Regions from separate parts of the Homo sapiens genome. Here all the other regions are linked to region 1. A link is a loop called in an ENCODE intact Hi-C map of the cell type or tissue named here. Cell type or tissue: heart left ventricle. All regions are shown on one strand. Each heading gives the region's core, and the rest is flanking DNA. Links, peaks and the distances in the headings are about the cores only.

Region 1 (4,433 bases), core at 1,155-3,654:
CCCACCAGGCCTGCCTTATAAGATCTCCTGAAGGAAGCACTAAACATGGAAAGGAACAACCAGTACCAGCCACTGCAAAAACATGCCAAATTGTGAAGACCATCAAGGCTAGGAATAAACTGCATCAATTAATGGGCAAAATAACCAACTAACATCATAATGATAGGATCAAATTCACACATAACAATATTAACTTTAAATGTAAATGGGCTAAATGCCCCAATTAAGACACAGACTGGCAAATTGGATAAAGAGTCAAGACCCATCAGTGTGCTGTATTCAGGAGACTCATCTCACGTGCGGACACACTTATGCTCAAAATGAAGGGATGGAGGAAGATCTACTAAGCAAATGGAAAGCAAAAAAAAAAGCAGGGATTGCAATCCTAGTCTCTGATAAAACAGACTTTAAACTAACAAAGATCAAGAGACAAAGAAAGCCATTAGATAATGGTAAAGGGATTAATTTAACAAGAAGAGCTAACTGTCCTAAATATATATATGCATCCAGTACAGGAGCACCCAGATTCATAAAGCAAGTTCTTAGAGACCTGCAAAGAGACTTAGACTCCCACACAATAATAACGGGAGACTTTAACACCCCATTGTCAATATTAGACAGATCAACAGGACAGAAAATTAACAAGGATATACAAGACTTGAACTCAGCTCTGGACCAAGCAAACCTAACAGACATCTACAGAATTCTCCACCCCACATCAACAGAATATACATTCTTTTCAGCACCACATCACACTTATTCTAAAATTGACCACATAATTAGAAGTAAAGCAAATGTAAAAGAACAGAAGGCCCAACAAACTGTACAATCAAATTAGAACTCAGGATTAAGAAACTCACTCAAAACGGCACAACTACATGGAAACTGAACAACCTGCTCCTGAATGACTACTGGGTAAATAACAAAATGAAGGCAGAAATAAAGATATTATTTGAAACCAATGAGAACAAAGACACAACGTACCAGAATGTCTGGGACACATGTAAAGCAGTGTGTAGAGAGAAATTTATAGCACTAAATTCCTGTAAGAGAAAGCAGGAAAGATCTAAAATCGACACCCTAATATCACAATTAAAAGAACTAGAGAAGAAAGAGCAAACAAATGCAAAAGCTAGCAGAAGACAAGAAATAAGATCAGAGCAGAACTGAAGGAGATATGAGGCACACACAAAAAAGTAATTCACAAACTCACAATTTCTTTTTTCTTTTCTTTTTCTTTTTCTTTTTTTTTTTTTTTTTTTTTTTTTTTTTTGAGACAGAGTCTCGCTCTGTTACCCAGGCTGGAGTGCAGTGGCACAATCTTGGCTCACTGCAAGCTCCGCCTCCCGGGTTCACGCCATTCTCCTTTCCCCTGCCTCAGCCTCCAGAGTGGCTGAGACTACAGGCGCCTGCCACCAAGCCCGGCTAATGTTTTGTATTTTTAGTAGAGACAGGGTTTCACCGTGTTAGCCAGGATGGTCTCAATCTCCTGACCTCGTGATCCGCCTGCCTCGGCCTCCCAACACAATTTCTTTAGCACCAGTCTTTAGAAATGACTGTGGGAATAGTTCAATTTATTGAGAAATACCTTTCTCCTCTTGCTTTATTTGGTGTTGTAACTCCTTCTTCTACCTTAGTTATTTCTATGCAGAGGTAATTTTCTAGTTGTAGAGTTAGTCACTGATGGACGCCACCTGATTATAGCAAGAGAAGGACTAGAATCATCATGTTCACTAGCACTAGGTTCTTGTGTCAGAGCACAGGACCAGGTTTCTGGAGGCTTCTATTCTGCCAGCAGAGCACAACATTTTTCAGTCACCAATGTGAGGTACAAAGAATGGGGATGATCAATGCCTTAATTCAAAAGTGTGATACATGTTTGACAATGAACAATTTATAGGTTGAAAAAAAAAAGATGTGGCAAGAAGTTCCATGTAATGAAACTTGAAAGCTTTTTAACATTCTGCTTTATAAAAACAGAAACATGAATCGTATAAAAACTGAACTAGTTTTAGATATTTCTTAATATAACATTTTCAAGATAATTTATGTAGAGCATCAGTCTAAGTGTATATTTACATTAACATGTAATAGAAAAAAGGGGATCAGGTCTGATCATCTTGTAAAGAGTTATGTTGGTGGTTGGAAGCGTGGAATTCAGACAAATAGATTATATTATGATTTGATGACAAATTATTACTTTTCTCATGACATTGTATGCATAAAAATATGCATTGTAAGAAATCTATGAAAAACTATGGGACTTCAATTCAATAGAATTTCTCCCTTAGGGTGGCATATATAAAGATTCATAAGAATAAGCAGAAGTATAGTACGCTAAGAAATGGAAATGTTATGAATTTGTAAGTGAAGTTTCTTTTAGTGCCACTAGATGGCATATGTTAGCTGTAAATCTCCCTTGAATAAAGTTTAAGATTTAACGTGACTTGTTTCCCCAGAGTATCCAACACATTTTATTTTAAATATTAATGGATTTTTATATGTTTTCTCAAATATATGACACTCAATACAATTAATAAATAATTGGAAAAATATCACATGATTATTTTTATATCAAGTTAAAACAAGAAGAATTATGTCATCTGCAAACAATTTTGTTGTCTTCCTTTCTAATTTGAATGTATTTTAGTTCTTTTTCTTGCCTAATGGTTCTAGCTAGGATCTCCAGTACTATGCTGAATAGAAGTGGTGTTAAGAAGCATTTTTGTTTTGTTTCTGGTGGTAGAGGAAAAGCTTTCAATTTTTAACCATTTAGTATGATGTTAGCTGTTGGTTTGTCACATATAGCCTTTATTATGTTGAGGCAACTTCCTTCTATACCTAGTCTGTTAAGAGTTTTTATCATTGTCAGGATGGCTGCAATATGGCGGAGTAAAAAGTCTCAGGCTACACACACTCCCCCCACCCCTTGTAAGCTTATCTAGCAATTATCCATAGACCAGAACATCTTCTTCAAAAGCCCAATATTGGAAACGAGCCTGAGACAATGTGGTACACATACCTAAGTGAAAATTGAGTGAGAAGGGTCAGAAGAATGGTCTCCCCCCCCGCCACCACGAAGTTGGCACAACACTGGTTGAAGAGCATTACCCTGGACCCATAGTTTCTGCAGTGGGGAAAGAGAACTGGAGGCAGTCATTCAGCTTCCCTAGCATTTTGAGATGCTTTCTTTCCAGGAATCCCGCCTGTCTCACCTCATAGGGAAAGAAAAGGGTAAAGGCATGGCTAGACCACCTGGGGTCAAGTAGAAACAAAGAAAGAAGGCAGAGGCCACAGTGACTAGCATATGGATCTGTGTGGCACCTCTGTGTTCACACCAGCTGCGGTGCCCAATCAGAGTTACCAGCCAACTTCATAGCCCACCCAGAAAGCTGAACTGATCTTTTTCAGAAGCACAGTGGGAAGTTCAGCCTTGCTTGAGTCCCTAGATGGCTAGCCTCCATGGCCAGGCACACAGCCTACTCTAACAACCCTGCCCAGGTAGGGAGATGCCCCCCTCTGCGCATTTTGAGAATCACACAGGCTAGATATCTTGGGTCAAGCAGTGGCTCCACTCATCCAAAAAGCTTGCCTTATAATCCTGCTGAGGCAGGGAGACAGCCACATGCATACATTTCTAAGAGGCACAAGGGCTAGACCTGTAAAACCTAGGAGTCCAAAGAGTAAGTAACTTAGCTCAGCCAAAAAGCCTGCCCAACAACCTCCCGTGTGCATTTTGCAGGAGTGTAGGAACTAAACCTGCTTGACGCAGGAAGTCAAGTAGCATCTTGACTCAGGCAAAAGTCCACCCTACAGCTCTGACCTAATGGAGGCAACCCTTAATCACACATTTTTAAGGAGCATAGGCTCTTGTCTTGCCCATCACAAGCAGCAACTTTCAAAGCCCAGCCTGAAGCCCTGCCCAAGTGCAGATTCCAAATAGTAAAATTGCCCAGCCAAGGAATACATCTTCTGACTACCCTGACCAGAGAGCATCACAGTACCAAGCCGGCAACTCTTCCTAATAGCGGAGCCCAACCAGTAGCTTCCTCTAATAGCAGAGCCCAACCATTGGTCTCTGCCTAACCAGTGGTCTCTCTGGACAGCAGAGCCCAGCCATCAGAGCAAAGGCAGTGGCCCAGCCAACTAGAGAAACCACAGCAAGTTCTGCCTGGAGTTGTCAGCCCTTTCAGAATCACAGGCTAGACTATTAGTGAAGGTCTGTTCCTACAATGAACACCTGTAAAGGCCAAACGAATGGACCATTTCTTCAAATGCACAGCAAATGCAAGGACACAAGTATTATAAAGAATCAAGGAATCATGACACCTCTACAGAAACTAATAAAACTGCAACAGCCAGAGGCAAGAAAAAGCTAAGCTCAAGCCCAGGACATATAAGTATAGTGGAGCTCCAATGAAAATTTAATTCTC
Region 2 (4,433 bases), core at 885-3,384, 540 kb after region 1:
TCAAATTCCAGTTTGAACTATGTTAAGAGCTTTTCCCTAATTCATGTTGACTGACTATTTGAATGGACATTTTCTAATTGTTTTGTATCTTTTAACTGTTGCACATGATTTCAGAGTACAAATCTCAAAAGAGATTTCACATCTGTTCTCTGTTCTTTCACTGGTCTTGGCCACACAGATCACATTATAACAATCCCTGCCCCCAAAACGTACATCAGGGATGTTGCTATTTCATTTGTAAGGTTTTAGGTGAGCCACTCTTACATCATCCAGGTTTGCCTTAGCTGGTTACGTAAGAGGCCACATGGTGAACATAATCCAAGCTTTAAATACTTCAAACTGTAAGAATAAATAATTGTTTCTAAGTGAATGACAGAAGTTGGTTTTTTTCTCTCTCTCAATCTATCTTTCTCTCCAGGAATTCCCAATCAAAATGCAATGGTTTCATTTTCTTTAATTCATCAGTTAGGTCATTTTTGGGTCTGTCTATAAATTTCAATGTAGGGTTACTGCTTACAGAGTTGAGCTTCTAAATGGAAATATTTTTATAAGCAGGTTGACCACCCTAACTGATAATTCAATTTAAATGCCATACCCTAAACAATCATCAAATGAATTCAAGTCAGGGAAAAAGTCCAGATGCTCCAGGAAGCACTGGGGGATCTCTCTCATAACTAACATTTGAACCCATACCTCAAATTTTCAACGGAAGCATGGCTTTGCCTAGAAGTTCCTGTTACCACAACAATCATCTAGTAAAACATTTTTCATAAAATACTTTTCAGTAAAAAAATAAACAAGTAAGACTATATGAATCTTATATCTATGTCTCAGAAAGGCAAGCACTTCTAATAACATCGAGGCTACACTCAGATCCACACATATGATTATTTGACTGATGTTATCATTCAAATAGTCCAAATAAACACTAGCCGCCCGCCCCCCCCCCCCAAAAAAAAAGCTTGTTGCTTTATTTATTTTGCTATAAAAGTTTCACTTAACTTCTACGTGTTTGCTTACATGGACCCCTCAGAGGTTGTCAAAATTAAGGTATTTGGGATCAGGGCTGGGGTAGTGCACATTCTGTCAGCTTTAATTATAATTTTTGAAACACGCCAAACTCTTTTGTAAACCTCTTTGTTCTTTTTCTTGCATAGGTTCTTGGCTACTTAAATGTAAGCTGCATTAACTAACTGAATCATTCCCATGTCATCAATGTATAATTTGTACCCCTTTTCTCAATTTTCATTTGCCTTGTTGTAGAGATTTTTAAAGACATTATTTTCCTGAAATTTTATTCCAAGTGTTTACTAAAATCCTAATTGCAAATGCAACCTTCTTTATAATTTATACAACTGCTTTACCATTACAATATTTACGCAATCTAATATACCCAAGATTATTTTATCTTGGTTTTACGTATATGTATGTATATATACACACACATACAAACACATATGCACATAGGTATTTAATGATTTTATGGATTATATAGATTATCTTAGAGCTTTCTATAATGATCTTATAAATATATATTCAGTTGAGAAGAAGTTTAATATAAGTCATTCAAAACTTAGGATCTATTGTAGTGCCTTACACACATTCTTTGACAGTAAAAAATCAATATAAAAAAATTTCATTCCCTAGCGCCATACCATTGTTGAACTTGTTTTTTCTTTGTACATTTTAGCTAATTACATAAGAATTTTAACTTCACTGATTTCATAAACTTTCACATTACATATTGTATAGTGCATATAAATAATGTATTGGTTAAATTTAAAAGAACTTTTGTGTACACAACTTTCCACTTGGAATTGTAAATGGTTTCATTCCTCCTATTCCATACTATGCTACTGCCACCATGTGGAATAGTCAATGAACTAAATTCCAGATGCTAAAGTCCACAGAGATGATTGATACCCTGCTTCTTCAGATGTTTTTTTTTTACTTCTTTAAACTTACAGTTCTTGTTTAACCTTAATTTTGGAGTTATAGAAAAATAAAGTGATTCCTTGAAATATGTACAATTTAAAACTTAAGGTAAATTACCTTCTCAAAGATGTGTATTTGTACAGTTCTTTTAAGCACATTTGCATGATCTTACATAAAAACAAAATGACATACAAAAATAACTCAAAATGCTTAACTAGTAGTCACACAAGCTAAATATTTCATCTTAACTCTCACTCAAGCAAATCACTTACATTAGAGGAGGTCTACATCCAGGCTAAGGCGACTTTTGTGGAGAAAAAATTCCTTTACTCATGCCTAGTAGTATATTTATAATCACAACACTAGGTTCATATAACAAATGCACATGAAAACTTTTCTGTTGTGAGTAAAATGTTCCTAGAAAAGTAGCTAATTGTTTCTCAACATATATGATTTTATGTAGGCTCATCTTTCAAAATGTTTGCTTCTATGAAATTTTCATCATAGAGTCACACAAGACATATACAGTAACAGATGGCTTTGACAAATATTTTTCATAATGCTGGAGTACAGGTCTTCAACAGAAATACTGTGGGAAGCTAGTATTGAATAAACGTTGGATTGGGCTTTAAAAGTTCCAAGATTATACAATTTAGCTTCTATTGTAGTGTCTTACTCATAAATGAAAACAAATGTTTGTTAAAAACAAGTGAATAGATGCTTGAGTGGTTTCTACTTCTTACCAGAGGGTAAGAAGACTTTGGTGTTATCCAACATATCAGTAAGTTCATTACAGTATGTGGTAAGAGCAGGACCAAAACTGGGCTATTAGTGTCTTGCATTTTGCAATTTGGGCTGTTTCACTATACTTACATCATCATACATTCTTAATCTTTTTATTTAATATTAAATAAGCAGACATCCTTACTGGAGGTAAACAACTTTTTAGGCAAAATATACTTAGTACACTTATTTATGTACTATATTATTCCTTGAAAATAAAAAAAATTCTTATAATTCTGGATTCACACATAGTTATATAATTGTAAAAGCAATAGTAATTTGGGGAGCAGACTTAATAAAATTGAACTTAAATCCAGGTGTGGTGGCTCATGCTTATAATCCCAGCACTTTGAGAGGCTGAGGTGGGTGGATCACTTGAGCTCAGGAGTTCAAGACCAGCCTGGGCAACATAGTGAGACCCCCATCTCTACTAAAAATACAAAAATTAGCTGAGCATGGTGGCTCACGCCTGTAATCCCAGCTACCCTAGGGTGCTGAGGCAGGAGAATCGCTTGAACCCAGGAGGTGGAGGTTGCAGTGAGCCTAGATCACACCACTGCACTCTGTCTGGGCAACACAGTGAGTGAGATTCTGTCTTGGTGGGGTGGGGGTGGGGTGGATGGGGTAATTAACTTAAAAATTAAATTCGTGGACAGGTGCAGTGGCTCATGTCTGTAATTCCAGCACTTTGGGAGGCTGAGGCAGGTGGATCATGAGGTCAGGAGATCAAGACCATCCTGGCCAACATGGTGAAACCCCGTCTGTACTAAAAATACAAAAATTAGCTGGGCATGGTGGCACACACCTGTAATCCCAGGTACTTGGGAAGCTGAGGCAGGAGAATTACTTGAACCCGGGAGGTGGAGATTGCAGTGAACTGAGATCACACCACTGCACTTCAGCCTGGTGATGGAGTGAGACTCCGTCTCAAAACAAAAAACAAAAAACAAAAAAAATTAAATTCCTATGGCTTTTTCATAGTTATAAACTTACATAATTTTACTTTTAGTTGTTTCAAAACTATTTTTCTTCTGAAAGGAACATTATAATTCCAATAATTAAATTTGGTATTACAGCTCTGGCCTACTTGATTTGAGAAGACTTTTAAGTAAGAGCAGTTTTGGCTATTTACAATGTATTACTGATTTGTTCCTTATATCCCACTGATTTGTAACTTTATCCTACAGTTCTGACTTCTGCTAATCTGTTTTTGTTTTGTTTTGTTTGAAAACTAAAATACTTGTCTTCAATTAAGAGTTTTCCAAAGCCACAGGGTCAACCTATTTTAAAAAGCCATAGGAATTTGTTTCCCAGCAGAACCCAGTTACTGGAAACTGTCACCTCAACAATTATCAGTTACCCAGAGTTCAACTTTAATTTACAATAGGCAAATCTCCAAAGAATAATGGAAATTAGTCTATGAAGAAAGCCAATAAAAATAAAATAAAAACTTCAGCCTTCGAATCATGTTAGAAAAATGAAGTCAGAAATAGGTTATATTAATCTACTCTGTGTACTAAAATTTTTGGCATTAAGCCTATGAAAATACTAGATTGGATGGAATATTTTAGGGTAAAATTCTAATGTGGTTTCCATAATTCACAAATACATCAGAATCCAGAGCATTTGACTAGCCTATATCTCCAGTTTTATAGCATTATGTAATAAATAAAAGTGTCCAAATTCACCTTTCACACTTTATTTTATAAAGCCCA
Region 3 (4,433 bases), core at 885-3,384, 540 kb after region 1:
CATTCTCAAAAATGGATTTATTGTCAAGTGATTATAACTTTAGATGTGCATTCTTTATTTTGAAAGTTATTTCATATCATATGCTTTTTTCTCATTTGTTCTCATTCAATTTACTAGTTATTTTGAAATTTTTATTAATTTGAATGTTTTTTCATTTTTTAAATTAATTCTGAGAATTAAAGAATCAGAGAACTATTTCCTTACTGGCTAGGCAATCTTAAGTATGTATTGCTAAGCAGTCCCTTGGCTATTCTATGGAAAATAAAATAATTTTGCTAGCCCTGGAAATTATCTTTCAACTCTGTGTCTGGTTTTACTTTCCTTTATTCATTTGTTTGGACTACGGGATAGAGTTCATTTTAGTTTTGGCACTATTTTTAAGGAGGTCTCATGTACATGGGTGAGCCCTAAGGAATGGCAATGCTGCAGGTAAAGATTATAAAGCAAATGTATTTTAATTTGGAACAGCTGTGTGAGGAGATTAACATGGATCCTGTTTTAAAGCTATACCTATCTATAATCAGGTAGATTAATTCCCAAGAGTAGCACATTTCACAAAAGAACTCAAACATTTTGTTCTAATTCTCAAACCTTTTGGCCTCATTAAATTGTGCTGTGTATCTCCTGCAGCCTCATTCATCAGCTCTCCAATTGTAACTCATCAGGCCTACCTGGATTGCTCTGAAAGATTTCTGATTCATCTAGATGAAATATGAATGTAAATGAAGCATTCTGCAGCCACATTAGTATTAAACAAGAGGCTTGGGGGAAAACAAAGAGTTAGGTTTTTTTTTTTAAGCTCACCAAACTTTCTTTCAAGATGTTGTAATTTTTCTGTATTTCTAAATTTTATTACATTATGGTAAGAACTACCATCCTATGGTGAGATCTACCATCCTAACACACATTTAAATGTACAATGTATTACGGCTGATTCTAAGTACAATGTTTACAGCAGATCTCTGGAGCTTATTCATCTTGCTTAACTGAAACTTTATGTCCACTGATTAGTAACTCCCCATTTCTCCCTTCTCCCCACTTCAGGCAACCACTATTTCACTCTTCGAATCTATGAAATTGACCATTTTTGATATCTCATGTAAGTGGAATCATGCAATATTTTTTGATTGGTTTATTTCACTTGGTACAATGTCTTCAAGGTTCATCCAGGTTTGCACATATTGAGAATTTCCTTTTATTTATGCTGAGTAGCATTGCATTGTATGTATATACCACATTTTCTTTATCTATTCATCTGTCAAGGAACATTAAGGTTGTTTCCACATCTAGGCTATTTTGAATAGTGCTGTAATGAATATAGAAGTACTCTTCAAGATCCTAACTTCAGTTTTTTTTTTGGATAAGTATCCAGAAGTAGGCTTTCTGGATGCTATGGTAGTTATATTTTTAATTCTTTGAGGGACCTCCATATTATTTTCCGTGGGTGCTGCACAATTTTGCCTTCTCATCAACATTGTGCAAGGATTCCACCTTCTCCACATCCTCCCCAACACTTGTCTTTTGTTTCTTTGATGACAGCAATCCTGACAGGTAAGAGATGATATCTCATTTTGGTTTTGATTTATATTTCCCTGATGACCAGTAATGTACATTTTTTCATGTAGCTATTGGCTACCTCTATGTCTTTTCTCCAAAAACATCAAGTACTTAGCTCATTTTTCAATTGGGTTATTAGAGATGTTTTGCTCTTGAGTTGTAGGAGTTATTTTCATATTTTGTATACTAACCCCTTATCAAATATATGGCTTGTAAATATTTTCCCAATTCCAAAAGTTGTCTTTATAGCTCTGTTGATTGTTTCCTTTTCTGTGGACAAGAGTTTTAGCTTGATGTAGTCTCACTTATTTTTGGATTTATTACCTATGTTTTTAGTGCTGTATCCATGAAATCATTACCAAAATAAATGAATGCCATGAAGCTTTCTCCCTGTTCTCTTTCAGGAGTTTTAACATTTTAGGTCTTAAATTTTAGATTTTAATCCATTTTGAGTTGTTCTTTGTGTATGGTGTCAGATAAGGATCCAATTTCATCTTTATTTGCATGTCAATATTCAGTTTTCCAACACCATTTGTTGCACAATGGGGAAACCATTATGTATTGTTTGCACCCTTATAGAGGATCAATTGGCCATATATCCATGGAGTTATTTCTGGGATCTCTATTCTGTTCCAAAGGTCTAAATGTCTGTCTTTATGCTAGTGCCCTACTGTTTTGATTACCAGAAGCTTTGTAATACATTTTGATATTAGGAGGTGTGATGCCTCCAGCTTTAGTCTTGTTTTGTTCAAGATTTCTTTGGCTATTTTGTGGTCTTTTGTAGTTTTATATGTATTTTAGAATTTTTTTCTATTTTTATTAAAAATGCCATTGGGATTTTGATGGAGGTTGCAGTGAAACTGTAGATCACTTTGGGTACTATGGAAATTTTAACAATATTAAGTCTTCCAATCCATTAACATGAGATGTCTTTCCATTGGTGTCTTCTTTAATTTCTTTCATCACAGTGTTACAGTTTTCAGTATATAAAACTCCTTTGTTAAGTTCGCCTCCTTTGTTAAGTTTATTCCTAACTGTAGTATTCTTTTTGGGTCTATTGTAAATGAGATTGTTTTCCTCATTTTCCTTTCAGGTAGTTAGTTGTTAGAGTATAGAAACACAACTGATTTTTCAAATGTTGATGTTGTCTCCTGCAATGTTACTGAATTTTGTTTATTTGTTCTAATGAGCTTTTTGAAGTCCTTTAGTGTCTTCTATATTTAGATCATGTCATCTGCAAAAGGAGACTATTTATTTCTGCTACTAATTTCTAGTTTCACTCCACTGTGGTCAGTAAGGAGACTGGGTATGATTTCAATCTGAATTTGTTAAGAATTTGTTGTGACCTAACGTATGATCTATCCTGAAGAATGTTCCATATGCACTTGAGAAAAATGTGTATTATTTCTATTGGGTCAAATGTTCTCTATCTGTTTAAGTCTATTTGGTTATAGTGTTGTTCAAGTCCTCTGTTTCCAGATTGATCATCTGTCTGGCTGTTCTATCCATCACTGAAAGTGAGGTATTCAAGCTTTCTAGTATTATTGTATTGCTGCCTATTTGCCCCTTCAGTGCTGTCCATGTTTGCTTTATATATTTAGATGTTCTGATGTTGGGTGCATACATCTTTGTTATATATTATTGCTGGATTGATGCTTTTATTATATAACATCCTTCTTTGTCTCGTGTCAGTTTTTTTTTTTTTTTTACTTAAAGCCTGTTTTGTCTGATATAAATGTAGCTATCCATACTTTCTTTTGGTTATCATTTGCATGGAATAACTTTTTTCATCCCTTCACTTTTAGCCTATGTGTGTCCTTAAATCTAAAGTGAACTTCTGATAGGCAGCATATAGTGTGGTTTTGTTTTTTATCCATTCAGCCACTCTGTGTCTTTTGACTGGGGAGTTTAATTCATTTACATTTAAAATTATTATTGATAAGACAAAATTTATTAATGTCATTTTGTTATTTTCTGTCTTATTTTTCTTTTGTATTTTCTTTCTTCCTTTATGTTTGTCATTTTGATATTTTAAAGTTACATGTGAACTTATTTAAAAAAAGTTTTTTTAAAAAGTTGCATTCAAACATAGAATTTTTAAGAGTACTGAGCATTTATATTTTACTAAATCTATCGAATTTCATTTTTACACATTGGCCATTTGAAAGATAGTATTTCTGTGGAAAGTGAAATGCTGAGTTGATAAACGTATTATGTAACATTAATTTTGTGGCTCTGGAATTAGTACTGCATGCACAACTTTAGATAACAATAAACAATTATCTTTGTTATTAATATCTGTGGGCTGCAGATCGCTCACACAGGGTGGGTGTGTGTACAGCAGGCAATAAAGTTAGAACATGTTCCTCAATTCATCCACACACATTTGAAGCCATATTTGAAGATGGTGAAAAATATATAATGTACATATGTACACTATTTTATGTATATAAGCACTCTACACATACACATATGTCCTGGGCATAAACAATTACTACACAAATGCTGTTGTTTTAATAAAATACAGGTATACTCAAAAGTATAACTGAATTAAAGGTGGTTGTCTGCTATCATTTATACTCATTATTAGTGGACACAGAACATGCAAATACTTGTTTTCATTTATTTGTGGGATCTAAAGATCAAAGTAATTGAACTTCAGGAGATAGAGAAGAGAATAGTGGTTATCAGAGGCTGAGAAGGGTATGCTGGGGGTTTGTAGGGAGGTGGAGATGATTAATGGGTACAAAAAAATAGAATGAAAAAGACCTAGTTCTTGACAGCACAAGAGGGATATAGTAAATAATAATGGTACATTTAAAAATAATGAAAATGTATAATTGGGTTCTTTGTAATGCAAAGGATAAATGCTTAAG

Evidence for each region. A loop is a pair of places that touch in the nucleus more often than their neighbours do. Peaks named below come from ENCODE experiments on the same cell type or tissue, not always from the same donor. Only the 100,000 strongest peaks of a DNase experiment are listed, where the experiment ranks them.
Region 2: it touches region 1 in a loop (6-fold over the local background); 53 of 110 quality-filtered maps call a loop at or near these places.
Region 3: it touches region 1 in a loop (4-fold over the local background); 51 of 110 quality-filtered maps call a loop at or near these places.

What each region holds. Positions count from the first base shown.
Region 1 is chr7:81,480,402-81,484,834 of GRCh38, forward strand. No RefSeq gene overlaps it. Among named protein-coding and RNA genes, the nearest start is that of HGF, 290 kb to the right of the region's middle. In heart left ventricle, for the core only: a CTCF peak has its summit at 2,372 (motif pointing right); no DNase peak of the experiment used is centred there; H3K27ac peaks cover 395 bases.
Region 2 is chr7:82,015,672-82,020,104 of GRCh38, forward strand. All of the region lies in intron 12 of CACNA2D1 (calcium voltage-gated channel auxiliary subunit alpha2delta 1), which reads right to left. All of the region lies in intron 1 of CACNA2D1-AS1 (CACNA2D1 antisense RNA 1), which reads left to right. Among named protein-coding and RNA genes, the nearest start is that of CACNA2D1-AS1, 8.7 kb to the left of the region's middle. In heart left ventricle, for the core only: a CTCF peak has its summit at 1,869 (motif pointing left); no DNase peak of the experiment used is centred there.
Region 3 is chr7:82,022,799-82,027,231 of GRCh38, forward strand. The region is part of intron 12 of CACNA2D1 (calcium voltage-gated channel auxiliary subunit alpha2delta 1); the gene reads right to left. CACNA2D1-AS1 (CACNA2D1 antisense RNA 1) reads left to right here. Exons shown (of 4, transcript NR_110077.1): 3 at 1,045-1,099. Among named protein-coding and RNA genes, the nearest start is that of CACNA2D1-AS1, 16 kb to the left of the region's middle. In heart left ventricle, for the core only: no CTCF peak of the experiment used is centred there; no DNase peak of the experiment used is centred there.